Linked DNA regions of Mus musculus: region 1 is linked to region 2. A link is a loop called in an ENCODE intact Hi-C map of the cell type or tissue named here. Cell type or tissue: gastrocnemius. All regions are shown on one strand. Links, peaks and the distances in the headings refer to the core of each region. The heading gives the core; the rest is flanking DNA. Region 1 has its middle 32 kb from the start of Nrros. Region 2 has its middle 24 kb from the start of Bex6.

Region 1 (11,958 bases), core at 3,487-5,986, 70 kb before region 2:
AATGGACCATGCCAGGAAACTTGGTAAGGTTGAGTGGGTCTGAGACCCCGGCACTCAGGTACCCACCTAAGAAGGTAGGGGTCTCCCTGATCCCCACTAGATTCCTGGCCTGAACGCGGGCCACGCTTCTTATCTGTGGTCACATAGGCCAAAACAGAGTTCTCCATGCTAATGAGGTAGGTATCTACATGGGTTAAACCAATAAGCTTCTCTCCTTGGACGTTCTTCCCCGCAAATGGTATTCAATCTCTGGTGTGCCCTGACGAGGTGGTATGCATCCATTTTCCACAATGAATAATCAGTAAATAGTTTGGAGCCAAGGACTGTCTCTTTCATCAAAAACTGCTGTGGGGAGCATGAGAAGGCCTTCACCTACCCAGCCGCACTCCCTAACTCTCCCGCAGAAGGCCTGCCTGCACTCCAAGACAACCCTCCACTAAGCTAAGGACCCAGCCCTCTACAGCAGCAGTGAAGGGTAAGTACGGTCCAGGGTCTCTGTGTTCTGCCTCCCCAGCAGAGTTTCCCACACCCCAGCGGCCGGGGAGAACATGGACTCACACCCATCTGGAGCTGATCTTGCACAGCTTTGGACAGTCGGGCTGCAGTGCCTGACAGACCATGAGGATGGAGTAGGAGTAAGAGCTCACCAGCTCCTGTGAAGGATCAGGCTACAGAACAGGAAATCTGACGCAAAGGCTAAGGTAGCAAAGCAGACAGGCACAGTGTGAAGACGGAGATGTCTAGCTTTCTGGCCCTCTCCTGTCAACCGTTAGATATCTGATGGGGAATATTAGATATCAGAGCCAGTGCTTCAACTGAAGGGACCCTTGGGTCGCATCATGTTGGTTTGTTATATACTGAGACCTAATGGGTAGATATTACAGAGCATTTGACAAACTTCCATTAAAGTTGGTCTGGAAGTCAATAAAATATAGTTGGTATTTCTGGCTTAAAAAAAAAAGAGGAGGAAGAAGAGGGGAGGAAGAGGAAGAAGAGGAAGGAAGAGGAAGGGGAGGAGGGGAGAGGAAGTAGAGGAGGGGGAGGAGAAGGGAAGAGGGGAGGGGGAGAAGGGGGAAGGGAGCGGAGGAGGCGGGAGGAGGACATCTTTAGAAACAAAACTGCAGGAGCTGGTGGGAAGGCTCATCCTGCCCTTCTACAGAATCAGAAGTGGGTTCTTAGCACCCAAGTCAAGAGACTCGCAGCTGCCTGTAACTCCAGCTGCAGGAGAGCCAAGGATTTATTCTGGCTTCTGTGGGCACTCACACCTACATGGCACTCAAACACCAACACTCACACACTCAATCAATCAATATCCAAAACTTAAAATCTTAATAAAAAATATAAATCCCGGGCTGGCAAGATGGCTCAGTGGTTAAGAGCACCGACTGCTCTTCCGAAGGTCCAGAGTTCAAATTCCAGCAACCACATGGTGGCTCACAACCATCCGAAATGAAATCTGATGCCCTCTTCTGGAGTGTCTGAAGACAGCTACAGTGTACTTACATATAATAAATAAATAAATAAATAAATAAATAAATAAATCTTTAAAAAAAATATATATATATATATATATATCCCCTTAGCCAGTCATGATGGCGCACTCCTTTAATCCCAGCATCCTGGAGGCAGAGGCAGATGGATCTCTGCATTTAAGGCCAGCTTGTTCTACAGAATAAGTTCAGGACAGCCAGGGCTACACAGAGAAACCCTATTTGGGGGTGGGGGGGAATCCCTTTTAAAAAAGAGAGAGGTAAAACCTCAGGGTGCCTGGGTGAGGGGGCAGGAAGGCAAAACTTTATGCTTCTAAAAAGTTAGAAATCTATGTGGCGTTTTCTTCTCTAATCAAGCATTAACATCGAAGCCGGATTTTCATTTTGCTGTCTCTCTTCAGAGAAAAGATGCTCTACTCCCTGAAACAGGAACTAGAGGAAGTTGATACTACTCAAGATCTAGTTCAAGAAAGTCAGGGTTGGCCTGAAAGCAAGCGTGAAGTGTTTCGCACACCCAAAATGTTAAGAGCAGTGGCCCCCGGTGTGAAAGGTCTCCCATGGTGTTAAGAGGGGAGCAGGGGCCAGGCATGTGGCCCGCCAACATCTTAGCGGGGACAAAGGTGGGTTCTAAAAGTTAAAATCTCAGAGAAAAGCTACACATGGACAGGCTCTTCTGAAAGGGACAGGATAGCAATGCCGTGAGAAAGAAAGGTATTTGGTTTGGTTCTCAAGATAAAAACAACATCTAAATACTCTGTCACTCGTCAGCAGCACCTGTGGACCCGCGTCCAGCGGTCAGGATGCTGTCCTGCTAAATCCTATGAAACAGCTCATGGAAGCAGAGACGTTTCCTTCCAAGGTTGAGAAGCAGAATCTGATATTAAAATGATCCTGCCCAACTCTGCATGGCGTTGGAGGTAGAATGGAAAGGGGGAGGGGGAACATCGAGGCTACGCAGATTTCTTTGACAGTCTCGCCCTTGCTGTATACTTTCATTCTTAAGTTCTTCAACTGTGTGGTCCGTTTGGCTGCTTTTCAATGTGGAGAAATTATCATCTGGTTCCCGACTGACCAGAGGCTCTGGCATAGGGACGGTGACCTGTTCTCTAAGTCTCCTGGAAAAGAACCAGCTGTGTGCTTCTGGAGCCTGGCATCTTGACCTGGCCAGAGCTTTCCTCTTCCTCCTTCCCCCGTGTTTCTTCCCTTACCGTTGCAGTTTGCCGCAGCACTGGTAAGAACAGGAAGTGCCAGGTTTCCTCTCCAGGGCTTCCGTAGAAGGGATGTGCTTACCACATCGAAAACACCAGCCGGAAGGAGAAATGCTCACACCCTCTAGAAAGCATGGCCCTCTCCGCCCACCCTACCCCCACTATAGCCACGTACCTCCTCTATGCCCTCCCATACTGGCCCCACCCCACCCCCAAGAGCCTCAGAGCCATGGGTTTGGGCCGCGATCACACTCAAGCCAACTTTAACCCCACTGAAAATTGGTTTGATGTTTATAATCCCGGCACTCGCGTTAGACTTTAAGGGATTGGTTGGATGGTTCAGTTTATGGGTCACGTGCTTGCCAGCAAACTTGACAACAAACTGGAGCCCACAACAAGAGGAGGAGACAAACTCCACAAACCAACCTCTGACTTCCACACAAATTCCCTGGTGCACGCACACACACACACAAATTACACATGTTTTTAAAATGGAGGAGGCCAATGCTGTCCGTGGTGTCACTAGCTGTAATCCCAGCATTTAAGAGGCAGGAGTTAGGGAAGATCAGAGAGGAGTTTGAAGCCAACCTGGGTTATGTGGGACCACCATCTCAAACAAACAAACAAGCAGAGAGATAAAGAAATGGAAAGACGGAGTGCCTATAAACACCCTCCAGGCTGTCCCCACGTTGTGATGATGCCTCTGGAGTCCCAGTTGCAATAGGTGACAACTGCTACTCTGAGCCTCCTTACCTCTGCCCCATATGAACCTTCTCCTTATTTGGCATTTAATCAGTAAACGTGTGTTTTTCAGGGGCCACTGTTTTGATATCCAGGGCCGACAGTTTGATATACTTGATAGAGATGGTAGGGTGCTGAGATGGCTTTCTGTAGCACACTGATAACATCTTGACCTTAATCCCATGTGATCTTCTGCAAATCTTATCTGTTCTCAGCCCAGTGTTTCCCTCAGATGAAGTGGAATTATATAAAACATTAGTACAGAATAAGTGTGAGAACTGTTAGTGGTGATGGAAGGTGAGATGGCTAGTGGGGAGTTTTTAAAGTTGCTGTTAGTTTAATGGAGTCTCCTGGTTTGAACTCAGTCTCCTGAATTTCCCGCTGCATTCCAACTTCACCGTCATCACGGACTCTGTGGAACAGTGAGATCTTTGTGCGAAAAGCCCTCAGAGAGCACCTTGGGACACTCGAGACCACCACACTGTGGTGTCAGGTTGCTGTGAACAACAGTAGTGTCCTCGTTAAAAAGAAAGTGCTGGGCTGGTGAGATGGCTCAGTGGGTAAGAGCACCCGAAGGTCCGAAGTTCAAATCCCAGCAACCACATGGTGGCTCACAACCATCCGTAATGAGATCTGACTCCCTCTTCTGGAGGGTCTGAAGACAGCTACAGTGTACTTACATGTAATAAATAAAATAAAATAAAATAAATCTTAAAAAAAAAAAAAGTGCTTTTTAAAAAATAGTTTTATGGGGGCTGGCGAGATGGCTCAGTGGTTAAGAGCGCCGACTGCTCTTCCAAAGGTCCCAAGTTCAAATCCCAGCAACCACATGGTGGCTTACAACCATCCGTAACGAAATCTGATGCCTTCTTCTGGATTATCTGAGGACAGCTACAGTGTACTTACATATAATAAATAAATAAATCTTTAAAAAAAATAGTTTTATGTCTTTTGCTTTCCCTTTGTCTGTTGATGAATATTTTTGCTCCAGATACCTTTACAGTTGGCATTCCTTCTAGGCTCCGTCCAACAGTTACCTGGCAACAGCCGGGTAGGCCTGGCTTGCTATAAAGGGGGCTGTTCGGCTCCTTCACACTCCCTCTGCTCCTTCTCTTTCTGACTCTCTTCTCTCCCTGACTCCTCCCTCCTCTCTCCCTGATCCCTCTTTCTTCATGTGTTCCTGGACTGCCTCTCTTCCACCCCTCTCTTTCTGTCTCTCTGTGTTTACTCTCTTCTCACTTCCCCTTCCCATGCTTTAAATAAACTCTATTCTATCTATACTATAGAATAGTATATGGCTGGTCCCTCAGGGGGAAGGGATGCCTCAGCACGGGCCCGCTAAGGCACACCCCCATCCTCACCATACCTCTCTCTACAAAGCACATCCTTGACTTTTTTAAAAATATAGTGCTTGGTGCTGACTCTTGGATTTAGAAACTTTCAGGTTCTCATTTCCCAAGATTCAGATTTACAAACTTGCAAGTACATATTTCCCAACGCCACATGGACTTTGCAGACATTGGAAATTCTAGACCTCCATCTAAACCCTGGAGAAGTGGTAAGCTTCCCTTCCACTGGTCATCGTAAATGGCCCCTGGTTCCACGAGAGGGCTGTTGAACTCGAAGCCACTCTCTGATGTCCTTGAGGCTGGAGTTATTCACAGTTATGACCCTTCGTTCTAGGACATCTTCCCTTGGGTGCGATTTTTCTCTCTGCTTGAGGCAGTTTCTTTCTCACTGCTGGGAAATCCTAGGCCTAGGTAAACCGTTCTCTTGATTGTCATAGCTCTTTCTCTAGCCCCCATTTCATCGCATGACACCCTGATGATCTGGCTTGGCTGCCAACACTCCTAGCTATCACATGAATCCTCAGAAGGCTGGTTGAGATAATTGACAGCTTCTACTCTCAGTCCAAAGGAACCGTCTTCACCAATGCTTCCAGACTCCCTGCTGGGATGTCTCCCACTCTTAAAGGCTTCTGGATTCACAGGCTAAATTTGGCCCCAATACCCACTAAACAATACCTCTAAACAGCTGCTTAATGGCACTTTAAAAAGAAAACTTGTACAGCTCTCAGTAGCGATCCAAAAGATGGAAAAATTTCTATGTAGGCTTTTCCCCACCTAAGTTCCCAACCATCTTATTCTCGCTCCCAGACCCCTTCCCCTTTGACTTTTAGCCCCAGTCTCCAGATCTTGTTTAGGACCTAATTCACTCTGCAAAGGCACTTCTTCCACACTCCTGTAGCCCCTGCCTACCTCCACTGCTGCCAGCTGCTCCAAAGAGCAGTCTCCGATTTCTATTTGCACAGCATGAAGCAACTGACCCACTCTGCACAAACTTCTCCATGCACAGGGACAGAGGTTGCTTTTGGTGACAGTGAGAGACCGCCTGTCTGCCAGACAAAACATTTCAGTTTGTCTCTGCTGATCTGCCATCTTTATTATGGTCAGATAAGGTTTTCAAATGTTATCACATCAGCACCATTTTACCTAAGGGTGGCCATAGATGCAGCACCATCTTTGTTATAGGCAGTCTTGGGACTATCTAACATTTTTGTTATGGGCAGTTTCCACCTCACTGTCTTCCCACTTGAGATTTCTATCCTGCCTTGATAAATAATAATTTTAACATTAATGTAAAGATTTACAATGGTAAAAAGGTTAAAGATTACTGCTTTAATATATGTTCAGCCTTGTTTTTGCTACTGTCATTAAGTTACAATGTGCTTTCTATATTTGCTAGATACATTCTAGAACAAATAATTAAACAGATTGTCTAATTCAAATATACTTAATAGATACTGGCTCTCAATCTTGTCAGAAATCTGCTAAATATAGCATTAAATGTTTAAGCTTATGATGACAGAGACTCCCAAATCCTAATCTTAAACCCCCAAGGTCTCCGAGAAGATATAGGCACAGCAATAATATTCTACCTGAATTGCAGTATGATAACCACTGAGAAACACTACTCCTTTGCCTTACCCACTGTCAGGGCAAGACCTAAACTGTGGACAAACAGGGAACCCCCAGACAGTTAAATGTCTCATATTACCTACGACAAGGTGAGTCATTTCTCCCGCGTCTCTGCTTCACAGGAAAAAGCCCCTCATCTTCTGGGCCTGGGGGTCAGACTGCCTCTGCCCCAGCTGCGATGGAGGAGGCGACAGGGACCTGGGAATTGTTTAGGAGGTAGACTATCGACCAACGTCTGTCATTTTAAATAATATATGACATCTAGGTTATAATTTGTTCTTCCCAGATTTCTGATTACATTGATGGCTTAGCTTAGCCATCAGCTTGACAGCTAGAGAACAGACCTCTAGCTCCTTCCACCACCATATTAGCTCATTAGTCAATCTGTTAACTAGTTAAGACTACCGCATCTCTTATCAAAAAGACACATTTGCTTTGCTCACAAGCTTCATGATAAAAGATACACAAGTTCAGATATAATGTCTCACAGATGTAATCTTCTATTAGTTCCTTAACTAAACTGTTTCCAGTGACTAAATGCTTCATATTTCCTCCCCTTGTTATGCCACTGACCTAACGTTAACCAACAGATGTCTTGTAAATTAGCCTAACTCTAGTAAAACATTCCACTCTACAATCCAAAATATATAATCACAAGTTCATTTTTTTATTTTGTTTTTTTCTTGTTTTTCGAGACAGGGTTTTTCTGTGTAGCCCTGGCTGTCCTGGAACTCACTTTGTAGACCAGGCTGGCCTCAAACTCAGAAATCTACCTACCTCTGCCTTCCAAGTGCTGGGATTAAAGGCATGAGCCACCACGCCCAGCCCACAAGTTCAAATTTTAAGCTTCCTTTGTCCTTTAACTATAACTTCAGATGTTTCCCATGCTAAATCTATATGACCAACTATCATATTCCCAAGGTCAAGGTTTTGAGTTTCCTTTAATTGTCTTTTAAATGTAAAACTTAAAATGTTTCTCATTATGCTAAATGTATATACAGTCTTCTAGAAAGAGGGGAAAAGTTCTTCTTGCTCCTTCGGCTCCACAAAAGGTTTAGTCTTCCCTAAGTTTATCTTAAAGATTATTCATGCTCTTAACAACTTTATCTCTTTTATAAACTTATAAGCTCCAGGAAACCCACTCAGATACATCTCTCATGGACCAGACAGACACCATCTGGACAAGTGCACCTGCCACTCAGTGGCCGATGTTTCTGCCTATCGCCTATTCCAGCCGGTGAGATTCCTCTCCTGTGCCCTAAGACTGGGACTCCCCTCATCCTAACCATCAAGACCTAAGGGATTCAAATGTAACACCAAAGAAAACGTTTTGCTCCCAAACCTACCAAACTTTATTTTCTGTCTCATTTATATGTGTGTGTGTGTGTTTCAGCATCTTGCCAAATCTTGCCTTACTCAAAATCTACATGCATAACAGCTCCAGAGAAGCGACCACAGATGCCCCAGTTTGCTCTCACAGACACTTCTTCTGGACCTGGTCCTTCCCACCCACAGATGGTCCCACAGTCTCTATGTTGCGGGATATATTAAAAAAACAACCTGCATGTTCCCAAGCTTGAACCAGCAACTCTCTGTCCCGTGAGGCTGGCTGACTATGCACTGGTGGGCAATGGTTGACCTGTTTTTATCTGATGGAGTCTCCCTCTGGCTTGGAGCTCCGAAAACATCTCCACCCAGTTCGCTAAGTTCCCACTGGCGGGTTGTTACCACGCTGGCCCTGTGCTTCAAATCCTTCATGGCCTTTGTGGTGCACATCAGGCAAACTCACACTTTGCCACCCTACCTTTCTCTCTTAAACCCAGATGAGTCACCACGTGAAGGAAAACGCAACACAAACTTAGTTCAAAAACAATGGTAACTCAATCTCTGGGCATAACAGCTAAAACCTAATCTTGTAAGCCTTATTAAAATCTGACTCCTCCAATGGTGAATCCTTGTGGATCCGCCATGATACCTGGAAACTCTAGTAGCTATGTCTTACCCTTATTCTGTCCCTGTTCCAAAGGACCTAACTCTCTCCTGCTTCCTCTCTTCCTCGGTCTAACCCAGAAGTCCTGCCTACTCGCCAGTGATTGGCTCCTTTATTCATTAGGGGATTGGTTCACAAGAAGTCACCTGAGTTCATGTGACTCACTCCTTGTCTGCAATCCCTTCCTGGAGAGCAGGCATCAAAATACAAACAGCGCCAGGCCCATCCACAACACTGTCAGATGATCCTGGGCCAGAAGGCTGGCTGTGTAGGTAGGCAGCTGTCTCTACAATGTGTCTCAGTTCTGGAAGCTGTGTTCGGTTTCCTATATATTTTCAGTTAATGTTGGTCATTCTCAGATTTCTGACGGGGTTGAAGGCTTATAGCCTCATATCTAATTCAGGCTATTTAAATTGAGAGGACAGATTTGAGAGAACGACTTTAGATTGTATGTCATCTGAAAAGCCATGCTCTCAAGTCTGTTCTTCTCAAAGTGAATGGCCTGGGTTGGCTATGAGACTATAAGTTTCCACTCCGTTAGAAATCCACAGAATGTGACATTTAATGTTATTTAGTCACTTGTTGTTGAGACTAGTCTGCTCCTGACAGCTTTCCCTGTCTTGGATTCAAAGAAGAAACTGAGCATCTATGAGTTACTCCAGTTGTGGCAAGACACTAGGCAACTATTGCCTCTTTTCATCTACAGACAATACTGTCCAAAGAAAGGACACAATTACAGGTTTAGGACAGCTTGATTCTGCCAAGACAGAGTAAGCTAGTCCTTAATATCCTGTTTCTCTAGGTCTGTCAAATGATTCTGGCCAGAAGGCTGAAGACCGACGCTCCAATGTTTTGAAGTAAGGGACTGTCCAGGTCATCAGTGGTCTCTATAAATTGGTTAAGTTTTGGAAGCTGTGTTAGGCTTCCCATATATTTTCAGTTAATATCTGTCATTCTTTGATTTCTGATGGAGTTGAAGACTTATAGTCTCATAGCCAACCCAGGCTACTTACTTAGAGAGGAACAGTTTTGAGAGGATGGTTTTCAGATGACATACAATCTAAAGTCAGGACATAAGTCAGGTGCAGAACTATAGTCTTTTAAGTTAGGATAGATGACAGAGGTTCTATTTAATTAACAAAGATGATGGACTGGGTGTTAGGTCTACCTTATACCATATAATTTACATTTGGTTACTGGAGTGTGGGACTGCTGGTTACAGGGGATTATAGCAGAGAGGGAACTAGTGACTCCTTGTCCTGCAAGTCAGATGCTGGGGGGGGGGACGACAGGGGGGTTAGCTCTAGAGAATTGTGGTGGCAGAGGCAGAAGCACAGGAGTGTGGCCTGGCCCTGTGGAGAGTTGGTGGGTTCCACTTTTAATAGTACCAGCAATACCCATGCCCTAAGTAAATTCTATTCTATACTATACCTGTTGTATGGCTGGTACCTCATGAGGAAGGGATGCCTCAGCATGGGCCCTCCAAGGCACGCCTCCCACTTCACCATACCTTACACTACAAAACATATACTCGGCTTTAAAAAAACACGACAGTCACACCCTTTCTGTTGTCCTTTCTTTACCATCCCCATCTCCTGACTCCTCACCCCACCCTACCCCACCCCCGCTTTTGGACTTTTAGCCCCCCATTTCTCTTTTCACAGGACCATGCTCACACCTGCACATAAACACACTCCCCGTCAAGCCCCTTCAGTTTCTGTTCTGTATATGAGAAAGAATGCGCTGTGTTCTGTTTTATTTTGTTTGTGTGTCTGTGTCTGTGTGTGTGTCTGTGCCTGCCTGTGTGTGTGCTCACGGAGGTTAGGGTATTGAATCCCCTGGACCAAGGGTGTTGTGAGCTGCCTGGCAAGGGTGCTGGAAACAGCTCCAGTCCTATGGAAGAACATCATGTGCTCTTAACCACTGAGCCCTTGTTAGGTCTCAGGAAACGCATATGTCCGTAAATGACAGTCTTGGCTTAACTCAAACTGGACTGTAGAAGGATTTCTGGTGGTTAGATGAAAGCCAGCATTCCTCAGAAACCGTGAAACAGCTTTTCTGTCCACCAAAGGGAGTAATTTCACCTGCCTCTGGCAAAAGGAACATACATATGGCTTTCCATTGACACATCCCTGTGGCTTGCATATCAAAGCCCATGCTGGCCTCCAGACTCCCTCAGTCCCTATTCACAGGAACCCATTCTGTATCCCAAAGCCCTCACCAACAGCCTGGCCCTTCTCACCTCCCCTGGCTGCTCACAGGTTTCCCTCCCTGCAGCTTTTCATCCTCATAACCTGAGTGATTTCCCCTCACCCTCCTGTCCTCCCTAGCCCTGGCATGTCCAATCTGCTTCTTGTTCTCTTTGCTCTGGACTCTTCCAGTTTCTCTGGATGCTCTCTCTTTCTTATCTACAATAAAACTGCCGCCGTTTAGGTTGTTTCTTTACTGTGTCCCTCACACAAACCATCTCTCCAGCCACAAGTTGTATCTTCCAGTAACACCTGTTTGGTTTTGGACCCTTGTACAAAGGCGTACTGAAGTGCATATTTTCTTCTCTCTCTCTCTCTCTCTCTCTCTCTCTCTCTCTCTCTCTCTCTCTCTGGTTTTTCAAGACAGGGGTTCTCTGTGTAGTCCTGGCTGTCCTGGAACTCACTCTGTAGACCAGACTGGCCTCGAACTCAGAAATCCACCTGCCTCTGCCTCCCAAGTGCTGGGACTAAAGGCATGCACCACCACTGCCCGGCTCTGAGGTGCATATTTTATATATCAAAGCAGTCCTGTCCTCCTGGTCCTCCCAGCATCCTTCAGTCCCTATCTGGTATACCCTGCCCCCAACCCTGAACTTTCCAGCACAGCAGCTGGGCTGCCCTTCTCCCAGAGGCTCTTCCCTATATAATCCAGACATTTTGGTATCTCTTTCTCTCTCTCTCTTATTCTCCTTATCATCCTCCTCCTTTTTCTCCTCTTCCTCTTCCTTCTCTTCCTCTTCCTCCTTCTCTTCCTCTTCTTCTTCCTCCTTCTCTTCCTCTTCTTCCTCCTCCCCTCCCTGTGAACATTCACTCAGTACACTGGAGACAGGAGAGCCTCAGGGCCTGTTACCAGAATTCTCTGGTGGGACCCAAATGGCTGTTTGCCTTAGATCTCCTACATAGCCAGACTGTGGGTAGGAAGTTGCCAGATGCCAGAATACTCAGATACAAGAACATTCAGAATACAGGAGAAGATGCAAGGCTTCTTTGTTGGCACAATTCACAGACATTCAGATTTTGACAATCAGTCACAAAGCCAAAGCTGGAGGTCTCCCTAGAAGTACAAAGTGAGTTATTAGAAATTTGCGGAGGTCTAACCAACCCGGTTGCAAGGAATTGCATGGCCCTTAGTTTGATTGATTCCCTCTGGTCATCTATCTATCCATTCACCCCCACTGTTTGTTGATTCAATGTGCCAGATAATTTCCTCTGCAACTCGAGCTCTGTGGTCCACCCCACCTGGGAGGCTGATTTGGCTGAATTGGAGCCTCAGCAGCTTGGAGGGGAGACATGGGAGGTCAG
Region 2 (11,958 bases), core at 3,300-5,799:
AAGAAAAGAAGCCCGTGACATTGTTACTCAATGTCAAAGCTGCTGTGAGTTCTTGCCAGTTCCTCATGTGGGAATTAACCCACGCGGTATTCGACCTCTACAGGTCTGGCAAATGGATGTTACACATGTTTCTTCCTTTGGAAAACTTCAATATCTCCATGTGTCCATTGACACATGTTCTGGCATCATGTTTGCTTCTCCGTTAACCGGAGAAAAAGCCTCACATGTGATTCAACATTGTCTTGAGGCATGGAGTGCTTGGGGGAAACCCAGACTCCTTAAGACTGATAATGGACCAGCTTATACGTCTCAAAAATTCCAGCAGTTCTGCCGTCAGATGGACGTAACCCACCTGACTGGACTTCCATACAACCCTCAAGGACAGGGTATTGTTGAGCGTGCGCATCGCACCCTCAAAGCCTATCTTATAAAACAGAAGAGGGGAATTGAAGAGACTGTACCCCGAGCACCAAGAGTGTCGGTGTCTTTGGCACTCTTTACACTCAATTTTTTAAATATTGATGTTCATGGCCATACTGCGGCTGAACGTCATTGTTCAGAGCCAGATAGGCCCAATGAGATGGTTAAATGGAAAAATGTCCTTGATAATAAATGGTATGGCCCGGATCCTATTTTGATAAGATCCAGGGGAGCTATCTGTGTTTTCCCACAGAATGAAGACAACCCATTTTGGTTACCAGAAAGACTCACCCGAAAAATCCAGACTGACCAAGGGAATACTAATGTCCCTCGTCTTGGTGATGTCCAGGGCGTCAATAATAAAGAGAGAGCAGCGTTGGGGGATAATGTCGACATTTCCACTCCCAATGACGGTGATGTATAATGCTCAAGTATTCTCCTGCTTTTTTACCACTAACTGGGAACTGGGTTTAGCCTTAATTCAGACAGCCTTGGCTCTGTCTGGACAGGTCCAGACGACTGACACCATTAACACTTTGTCAGCCTCAGTGACTACAGTCATAGATAAACAGGCCTCAGCTAATGTCAAGATACAGGGAGGTCTCATGCTGGTTAATCAACTCATAGATCTTGTCCAGATACAACTAGATGTATTATGACAAATAACTCAGCAGGGATGTGAACAAAAGTTTCCGGGATTGTGTGTTATTTCCATTCAGTATGTTAAATTTACTAGGGCAGCTAAATTGTCAAAAGGTCTTTTTCAGTATATGTTACAGAATTGGATGGCTGAATTTGAACAGATCCTTCGGGAATTGAGACTTCAGGTCAACTCCACGCGCTTGGACCTGTCCCTGACCAAAGGATTACCCAATTGGATCTCCTCAGCATTTTCTTTCTTTAAAAAATGGGTGGGATTAATATTATTTGGAGATACACTTTGCTGTGGATTAGTGTTGCTTCTTTGATTGGTCTGTAAGCTTAAGGCCCAAACTAGGAGAGACAAGGTGGTTATTGCCCAGGCGCTTGCAGGACTAGAACATGGAGCTTCCCCTGATATATCTATGCTTAGGCAATAGGTCGCTGGCCACTCAGCTCTTATATCCCACGAGGCTAGTCTCATTGCACGGGATAGAGTGAGTGTGCTTCAGCAGCCCGAGAGAGTTGCAAGGCTAAGCACTGCAATGGAAAGGCTCTGCGGCATATATGAGCCTATTCTAGGGAGACATGTCATCTTTCATGAAGGTTCAGTGTCCTAGTTCCCTTCCCCCAGGCAAAACGACACGGGAACAGGTCAGGGTTGCTCTGGGTAAAAGCCTGTAAGCCTAAGAGCTAATCCTGTACATGGCTCCTTTACCTACACACTGGGGATTTGACCTCTATCTCCACTCTCATTAATATGGGTGGCCTATTTGCTCTTATTAAAAGGATAGGGGGAGATGTTGGGAGCCGCGCCCACATTCGCCGTTACAAGATGGCGCTGACAGCTGTGTTCTAAGTGGTAAACAAATAATCTGCGCATGTGCCAAGGGTATCTTATGACTACTTGTGCTCTGCCTTCCCCGTGACGTCAACTCGGCCGATGGGCTGCAGCCAATCAGGGAGTGACACGTCCGAGGCGAAGGAGAATGCTCCTTAAGAGGGACGGGGTTTCGTTTTCTCTCTCTCTTGCTTCTTGCTCTCTTGCTTCCTGCACCCTGGCTCCTGAAGATGTAAGAATAAAGCTTTGCCGCAGAAGATTCTGGTCTGTGGTGTTCTTCCTGGCCGGTCGTGAGAACGCGTCTAATAACAAGGGCCCTCAGATCTTTGTTCTCATTTCCTTCCTGCACAGCCCCCCTTCCTGACTCCCCTTCCGGTTTGTAAGTTTCGGAGAAACTCTTGCTTTCAAGGGGCTTCCTCAGGGGGTGAACTAGAAACAGGAGACTCCAGAGCTGTCCCACGGGACCACTGCAGGCAGACTACAGGGTAACACAAGGCCAAATGATCTTCAGGGGGAGCGGCAAAATCCCATCTCTGGAAATGTCAACTGCACCGAGGAGAAGGATCGTCCGGAGTGCACTGGAGCAAGGAGGAGGGTTTCACGACCCCTAAAGCCCTTTGTAACCCCAGATGCCATCCCCCAGATGAAAACAGTGAAGCCAGAGGTGGTGAGGAAATGGAGATGCCAAAAGAGAGGCAGATGGGGAGGGGGGTCCCCGCAGAGTTCTCTTCTGCTTTCCGGTTTCCCTGGAGGGCTGGCTCTAGCTTCTCTGCCTGCCTCTGTCAATTTCCATCAGTGTCCGATTTCACTTGATAAGGAAGCAGAGGGAGGGGGAGGGGGCCTCACCAGGCTCTGCAGGGAACAGTAATGGCCCTGAAGCAGAAACAGGTGCTCCCTTCCTCGATGTCAACGCTTCCGGCCCCATCCCGGGCCATACAATAACAGCGGGGAAATTAAATTTAACAGGAGAGAAAACACAAGCCTAATTAAAGCAAGGGTTGTTTTGAACTCTGCAAATATACCGTGTAAAGCGGACAAAGAACCCCGGCCAGCCTATTTCCGAGTTCCAGAGAAGAAAGAACAATACAGTCAGGTCAACAAGCCGGGGGCCCTAGGGCCCCGTTGTCCTGGACAGGATATAAAGATGAATAGCTTCTTTTCTTACCCTCAAAATACTCCCAGGCTCCAACTGCACCAGAAAGCTAAACAACAAATGATAAGGAAATGTGCACTATAAAACATGCTTCGATCTGCGTTACCAGAAGACGATATGGAATCTCCCTGGAAATTGCAAGTAAACAGACTATATCCCAGATCCGTCGCATTCTCCCAGGGTGGTTCAGAGGCAGCTTTACAGAGCCCTACAGAAACGGTCTAAAACCTGTGTCCCTCGTCCCTCTTTGGTTCAGTCTAGAGCCAGTTTTAAAAGTAGGTCTCCCTCCCTCTCTCCTCCCTGAGGCGTATTCTCTCTGTGTAGCCCTGGCTGTCCTGGAATTCATTCTGTAGACCAGGCTGGCCTAGAACTCAGAAATCTGCCTGCCTCTACCTCCAGTGTGCTGGAAATAGGGACGTGTACCACAACAGCCTAGCTAGAAATGGTTACACATGAAACCATCTTCCATTAGCGCCTTAGTCTAGTACCTCAGTCATGTGAGGGGTTGGGACTGTGTTGTTACAATTCATTCACAGACCAGAGGCTGAGGTTCAGAAAGGGCCAGTGACTTCCCTGAAATCCAGCAGGTAAAATCATGCAAGAGACTGGTGACTTAGGCACTCTCTTGAGAGATCGTATTCTCCACAAAGCCTCTGCTGTGACATTGGTGTGGAAAGGTTATTTAGGGTGCTGTGCCTGTAGGTTTTGGTGAAAAAAACCAGAAGGTCCTAGAATCACATTTTCCGGGGATCTTTGCAGAATTCTTCATTACCTCTGTTTTGATACCCAACTACGCATGTCCTGTTCCCAGGCAACTTCCCTGTGGCATCCATGTGTGTACAATGCTACATGCCTGACTGCAGGTAGAGTCCTTGCCCTCCTACCCTGTCAACCAAAGATCCAGCAAGTGAATGAGAAGCATGGAGACATGAGAAACAGAAGCCCTTGCCTTCCAGGTGGTTGGAGGTAAATATGATGGATCTAGGTGAAACGTGCTCGTTCATGCTGTGTCTCTAAGTTCCATGGAGACTGGATGGTAATTATATGGATGGATTGATCCATAACCCTGACAGTCAGGGAAAAATGGAGAAAATATCAAAAGTGAATGATGTCAACTTGATAATGCAGAATTCACCCGGGGAAACACACATGACTTTGGGGGATGATCTTGATTGCCTTAGTGGAAATGGGAAGTTCTGCCCACTGCGGGCAGCATCATTCCCCAGGCAGGAGAAAGCGAGCTGATCACCAGCATGTGCACATTCCTTGTCTCTACGACAGTGGATGAATGTGACCACTGCCCTCAAGCTCACGAGGTTTTGAAATCCCTGCTGTGACCCCTTCTCTCTTAGGTTGCTTTTGCCAGGTCATCTTTATAGCAAGAGGAAAAGAAACTATCACAGAAGGGAAGAGGGGCAGCAAGAGAGAAGCTAGAACTTTCTTGGCCGAAAATTATAATGAATTAGGTAAAAACCAAAGAATAAAAAGCCAGGTCCTCAAAGGCATTGAGCCAATCCTCCTCCTTCAGAAGACTTCCTTGCGTTTGGCAGAAGACCTATGGACGGAACTCACCACAGGGTGTGGGTTAGACTGGGAAGTGGAACTGAGGAACTAGTTAGCTTTTGTCACTTCACGGGGTTTCCTCCTGCAAGCTCCTCCCTGCGGATTACCCCTGGCACCCCAACCTACCCCATCCTCAAATGTGTTGCTGCTGCCCCCTGCTGGATGAACCCTGTCAGACCCCCCACACACACACACACAACCCCTACTGGAAGGCCGCCATTTTCCACATGCAGGCAGGAGCTGTAGGAGGCAGGCAGGCAGTAAAATAGTATTTAAACATAGCCAGAGACCAAAATAAATCCGTTCTGGAAAAGGTCTGAAACCTCTGGCTAGTAATCAATATACAAGCTTGTGAAAGAGGGAGAGCAAGAGCGAATGGGGGCAGAAAGCCACCTGGAGGGGGAGGCATGAAGGCCTCAACTGTCTGCCTTGTGCCCTGGATCCATCTGAAGTAAACTCCCCTCCCCAAAGACAGTGTTATACGCTCAGGGAGGTTTGCAAAGACTACATGGCTAAGAGAACACCTTTCAAGCTCTTCAGTGGCCCTTTCTTCCCTCTTATTCCAGAGATCCAGACTTAGCCATTACCTTCCATGTTAGCCTTGCTTCACATGCCTCCCCATCTCCCAGCCGTTGTTCCCGTTCAACTGACCTTTTCACAGTGCCCACGTTCTCCCTCCTCGCCCCACTGTCACTCTAGCATCTATGTTCTCTCCTACTCACACCCCAACACTTAACAATCTATTAATAGCATCTCTGTGTGTGTGTGTATATGTGCATATAGAGATGAAACAAAACTGAACAAAAATGAAATAACAGAAATGTATATAGAGAGATGGATAGATATAGATATATATAGAGAGAAGGTTTCTCTGTGTAGCTCTGGTTGTCTTGAAATTTACTCTTAGACTGGCCTCAGACTCACAGAGATCCACCTGCCTCTGCCTCCAGAGAGCTGGGATTAACAGGTGTGCACCACTGTGCCTGGCCAGAAGAGATAAATTACTTAAACCAATAATTTCTTCATTGTATTTTGTATCTTTTGAATTTTGAACTATGTAACCATAACTCATATTCAAAAAATAAAATCATTTTTTGTTTAGTTTTTTTTTAAAAGATAGGGTCTCATATAGCCTAGGCTGGCCTCAGATTTGATATGCAGGCAAGAATAACTATCCTTGAACTCCTGATCATCCTGCCTCCACTCACAAGTTCTGGGATTAGAGGTATCCATCACCAAGACCAAGGCAGTTCGGGGAGCAAGCCCAAGGCTTCCTGCACAGGCAATCACCTTTTCACCAACTGAGGCATGCCTCCAGCCCTTATTGGTTTGCTTTTAATCAGAAGTAGATGAGAAATCTTGGAAACATAACATATATAGTAATTTAAAATAATCAGTGGACAGAATAAACTCTGCTTTAAACATGAACTGTGAACTAGAACATGGTAAAGGAGCCGAGTATGGTATCACATGCCTTTAACCCTAGCACTCAACAAACAGGTGGGCAGAGCTCTGAAAGTTCAAGGCCAGCCTGATCTACATCTACATGAGGAGTTTCAGGATAGACAGGGCTACAGAGAAAGATCTTTTCTCAAAACAAACAAACAAACAAAAATACAAATTAAATAGCTGTACACTCCAAAAGGACCCTATTACCCTACAATATATAATCACAGCTCAATGCCAGAAAGACAAGCCACCCACTTTAATAGCAGGAATGATTTTAAACAGACTTATTTTATTTGGTTTTTTTGAGACAGGGTTTCTCTATATAGTCCTGGCTGACCTGGAACTCACTCTATGTAGACCAGGCTGGCCTCGAACTCACAGAAGATCCACCTGCCTCTGCCTCCCTAGTGCTGGGATTAAAGGTATTCGATACAAAACAGGCATTTTAAATATACTCTAAAGCATTACAAAATCCATATTCAGTGTCACTTGTAAAGATGCCTAGAATTATAAAGAGAGAAGAGGATGGGAAGAAGAGAGATGGGAGGGAGAGGAATAGGTAAGGATACAGAAAGATGGACACCCTCCTGCTCCAATGGAGGGATGGGCCTGCTGTGGAAAACGCTATTCTCATAGACTTATTGTGTAGCCTACTAATGCTCCTCCTAAATAACTCTACTCAAAAATTTTAAAACATTTAACTATAGTTATGCAAAGCTGTATATAACTTCGTAGCAGTACTGTTGATAATATCAAAATTTGTAACCAGGGGGCTGAAAAGATGGCTGAGAATGGAATCTGGGCACCACAGACTGGATCTGGCTCGGGGCTGGGAGGAAGAGGGACTCTGGTTAGTCCTGCAGGGGGAGTTCTTGGCTTGGCTTGGCTTGGTGGCTGGGAGTGCAGAGAGGCCTTCTACTGGAGTTTAAATAGCAGCTCTGAAGGCAAAGGGCATCTCTGTGGCTCCCTATGGCAGATCTCGATGAAAAGAGGCAGTCCATGGTTTTAAGGCATTTATTGTCATGGCAGAAAGTGTATGTGTAAAACTGTACCCCACTTTTCAGGGTGGGCCTGAGGTTAAATACCTTTTGCAGGGAGGAGTATCTGGGGAGGCAAGCTTATTGGCTAAGCTCTCCAGGCCTTTAGGAACTTCATTAAAATGGAAATCTGTTTTGAGACTATGTGACGACAGATCATGTCCTCTGCATGTGAGGGGCTTGGGGCGTTGTTCTTAACGCGACTGATGGCCACAAATCTATGGGGGTATTCCAAAAAAAAAAAAAAAAAAAAAAAAAAACCATAAATTTTTGTAAGGCAGTGGTGGAGCACACCTTTAATTCCAGCACTTGGGAGGCAGATTTCTGAGTTTGAGGCCAGCTTGGTCTATGCAGTGAATTCCTGGACAACCATGGCTACTCTGAGAGACCCTGTCTCCAAAAAATAAGTAAATAAATCTTATTCCCAATTTAAAAACCGACAGTAATCAACTCAGATGCCATAAAGAAAGCAACTTTGGGGCTGGAGAGGTAGCTCAGTGGTTAAGAGCACTGGCTGCTCTTCCAGAGGTCCTGAGTTCAATTCCCAGCAACCATATGGTGGCTCACAACCATCTGTAATTGGATCTGATGCCCTTTTCTGGTGTGTCTGAAGGCAGCTACAGTCTACTCATATAAATAAAAATAAATAAATCTTTAAAAAAAAAAAAAGAAAGCAACTTTGCATTACTTACATGGAACTCCACTAGGCTGGTAATTCATCTCTTGTTCTCTGGAGGACAGAGTGACTCAAAGCTATACATTTGTGAAGACTGATCTGGGCACACTGGTCTCACATTGGCTTTCCTCTGGGGTTTAAAACTGTTCCTCGTGCCCTATCTGGAGATGTGATGTTCCTTCTGACCTGCTTGTGTAACGTATGTGGCTTAATCTGCTAGGCTCTTGCTGACCAGTAAACTTACATCCTGCTCTCTGTCCACACTGAAGGCAGTATTTTGCCACACCAGATACTGCTCCCTTATTTCTCAGTGTGTTCTACACTTAAATGGGAAGCTCTGTGCTACCTGGACCCTCGGACAGTATTACAGATACAAATAACAGCAATGACGAGGGATGAGAAGACATTTGTCATAAAGACATCAGAACTTCCCAGATCTATTCCTTTAACGTGTGCATTGATCTGCAGTTTATCTTTTTAATTTTCAGTAAGCTTGACAAGCTAAGTTTAAAATCTGTATGGAGGGAGGACTGTGACATGACTTTAATCTCAGTATTCAGGTGGCAGAGGCAGGTGGACCTCCCAAGACTATAGAGAGAGATGCTGTCTCCATCAATCAATCAATCAATCAATCAAATCTATATGCTGGAGCAAAAGGTTAAGAATAACCAGAGGAAGCTGGGCGTGGTAGCGCACACCTTTAATCCCAGCACTCGGGAGTCAGAGGCAGGCGGATTTCTGAGTTCGAGGCCAGCCTGGTCTACAAAGTGAGTTCCAGGATAGCCAGGGCTACACAAAGAAACCCTGTCTCGGGGAAAAAAAAAAAAAAAAGGAAAAGCAAGCAAGCAAGCTGAGCAAGCCAGGGGAAGCAAGCTGGTAAGTAACATCCTTCCATGGCTTCTGCATCAGCTCCTGCTTCCTGACCTGCTTGAGTTCCAGTCCTGACTTCCTTTGGTGATGAACAGCAGTATGGAAGTGTAAGCTGAATAAACCCTTTCCTCCCCAACTTGCTTCTTGGTCATGATGTTTGTATAGGAGTAGAAACCCTGGCTAAGACAGACATATATGAAAGTAACATCTTTTTTTTTTTTAAGTATCACAATGTTTATTGATAGATACAAGTATATAAAATCAGGGCATGAGGGGCTGGTGAGATGGCTCAGTGGGTAAGAGCACCCGACTGCTCTTCCGAAGGTCCAGAGTTCAAATCCCAGCAACCACATGGTGGCTCACAACCATCCGTAATGAGATCTGACTCCCTCTTCTGGAGTGTCTGAAGACAGCTACAGTGTACTTACATATAATAAATAAATCTTTAAAAAAAAAAAAAAAAAAAAAAAAAAAAAAAAAAAAAATCAGGGCATGAACATGACTTGATAAATTAAGTAGATTTAATTTCAATACTATAATAAGAGGGACCAATTCAAATTCTCACCATTTGTTTCACACCCACAAAAACCACTTCAAGGGCATTGAAAGTAACATCTTGATATACAGAAAGTAAAATAAATGAAATATTTTTTTAGAAAAATTGATTAACTTGCTTTTTCCAAAATCTGGACTGAGTCAGACACGAGGCGAATGCATCTGGAATCCCAACACTCAGGAAGCTGAAGCAGGAAAGTCCAGAATTCCAGGCCAGCAAGACTTTGGCCCAAACCTGGCAAGTGTGAAGGAGGGATTGCCCCTTGATAGAGGAAGCAGGAACTACTCTAACAACCAGGCTGGGCTACTGTGGTAACTTGAAGGAGACTATTTCCCCCAACATCACCACCAGGCTCATGGACTTGGGTGCCCGTTGGTGATGCTGTGTGGGAGGTTATGGAACGTTCAGGGCTCCGAGCCTGGCTGGAGGCAATGTGTCCCTAGCCATGGCTTTGAGAGTTTATCACTGTGGTTTACCTGAGAACCCCACCTCCACCCCAGTGGTCTTTGAGGTTTCAAAGCCTCACGCCATTCCCAAAGCTCCGATTCTGCTTGGTGTTTGTGGTTCCACTCCAGTTTCTGCTGCCACGGATTTTATATGTTCCTGCCGCCGGTGCCTTATAGCCTAGTTCCTTGGACTTACGGTCTGTTCCTGGAGATGGTGTCTGTGTAAGACTGGAGAGTCTTAGCTTACTGGGGACTCCCTAAGTGAACGACGCAGAGCCAGGAATCAATGCAAAAAAGCAAGAGGAATTTATTATCCCAACTCGTTGGGGTCGCCCAGCACATGGAGAGAGAGAATACACGCAGCCCATCCCGCGAGCCTTTATACAGTTCTCCAGGCAGCAGCCATTAGGCACAATGTGATTGGCAGAACAGTGTGACTTTTAAACTGATTGATCTATAGAGAATGAGGTAGGTGGTAGAATGTGTCTATCCCTATCCGCAGGTGGCCAGTCCCTTCTCCCTGTGGTCTGAGGGATGTAATTAGTCCCTCCCTTCCAGAGGAGAGGGGTGCCTAGGTTCTTTATGACCTTTTGCTTCCAGGAGGGGAGGGGTCCGGTGAAATTTTCTGAAGTTCCTGAGCTGAGCTCTTCATCTTATGGCCTTCTTTTCAAAATCAGGCCTGGTCCTTAAATGGAGACAAATGTGTGTTATATTGTCCTTTCCATGCCTGCTGCCTGCTGCCATGTGTTCCTGCTATGATAGACTCTTCTCCCTCAGGAACTGTAAGGCAAATGAACCCTTCCTTCTATAAGTTGGCTTAGTTGTAGTGTTATATCACAACAGAAAAGCAAACTAACACAATACCTTGCCTGGCTTCCAGTTCATTCTCCACTTGATGCTTCCTATGTGTGGCTGACATGTAATCTCTCTTAGTGTCCTGGTCCGGTTGCCTGCTGCCTGCTGCCTGCTGCCTGCTGCCTGCTGCCTGCTGCCTGCTGCCTGCTGCCTGCTGCCTGCTGCCTGTGGCCATGCCTCCATCACCATCAGACTCTCCCTCTGGAACCTTAAGCTGAAATGAACTTTTGCTTCTGTAATCTGCTTTGAGTCATGGTGTTTTCCTCGCCGAAACAAAAAAGCAACTGATAGAGGTAGCAAGTTAGAAACCTACACACACACACACACACACACACACACACACACAAAATGTTTAAGCACTTTTTTTCTTTATGTTACACATAGGGATGAGAAGCCACCAGGTGCCTCTTACGCATTTGGTGGCCTGTGGTGCAAAGTGTCACAGTGCTGTCAGCTGAAAACATGCCCAGGGTCAAGAGGCTGCCATTTAATACATCCCACAAGGCCTGAGGTGTGATTCAGACTCAAACCGGTTGTCAGCTAGATGATATTTGGAAATGTCTTTCAGGCAGCCCAGCAGGGAGTTGGCTGTTCCAGGGCTGCAAAACTATAATGTACAGGATGCCCTTTGGGTCAGTGGGTTGTTTCTAAACCATTTCTCAGTTCAGAAAGGTGAAACATTCATCACAAAGCCAGATGCTCTCTGATCCCATCAAACTCCTCTATAAATGTACAAAGCAACAGACTAGTCAGTCATCCCTCTCCTTGTACACAGCGTGCAGCATGGCTAACTGCACACAGCCTAGGCACTGGTCCATAAAGAATGCATCTTCTTGTGCCTCTGGTGCATGCCTGAACTGAAAGAAAATTAAAATCCAAGGTCCATGACTCATGTGGCTTGCTATTTAGGAGGCATTTTTGGGCCTAGAGCAAAGAACACAAGCTGTAAAGTCTTCCCAGGAACCAACTAGCCATAAAGATAGGGAAGACATACAAGAATGTCCGGATTGGCCCAGCGCCTCCCTATCTCCCTCCCTTCTGACATGGGTTAAATGTTCACCAGATGCTCTGCTGTTACCTCAATGTTCACGTACAGTTTGCTGATGCTTAAACTGTCCAATTGTGTGAAGCAGCGCCAATTCTTCCCCTGCCCCGACTCTTTTCCTATACAAACCCCTAGCTTCTGAGCCTCGTGGTCGACACCTCCGTCTCCAGCGTAAGATATGTGTCAGCCCAGAGCTCCGTCATTAAACTACCTCGTGTGTTTGCATCAAGATGGTTTCTCGTGATTCTTTGGGTGTACGCTATCTCGTGACTCAGGTGGGTCTTCCCACAGAGGTCTTTCAGAACCTTTACAACACCTGTCCTCACCCCTTGCTTCATAAACAGAACTATTGCTAGCGGGGGACAGGGGAACTGCTTGAGTATTATGATGAACAACTTTACTTTTAAG

What was found. A loop is a pair of places that touch in the nucleus more often than their neighbours do. Peaks named below come from ENCODE experiments on the same cell type or tissue, not always from the same donor. Only the 100,000 strongest peaks of a DNase experiment are listed, where the experiment ranks them.
Region 1: a loop joins it to region 2, with 2.2 times the contacts of the local background. A loop is called at or near these places in 4 of 42 quality-filtered maps.

What each region holds. Positions count from the first base shown.
Region 1 is chr16:32,127,596-32,139,553 of GRCm38, forward strand. No RefSeq gene overlaps it. Among named protein-coding and RNA genes, the nearest start is that of Nrros, 32 kb to the right of the region's middle. In gastrocnemius, for the core only: no CTCF peak of the experiment used is centred there; no DNase peak of the experiment used is centred there; H3K27ac peaks cover 4 bases.
Region 2 is chr16:32,198,130-32,210,087 of GRCm38, forward strand. No RefSeq gene overlaps it. Among named protein-coding and RNA genes, the nearest start is that of Bex6, 24 kb to the left of the region's middle. In gastrocnemius, for the core only: a CTCF peak has its summit at 4,793 (motif pointing left); a DNase peak (open chromatin) is centred at 4,768; H3K4me3 peaks cover 198 bases; H3K27ac peaks cover 1,088 bases.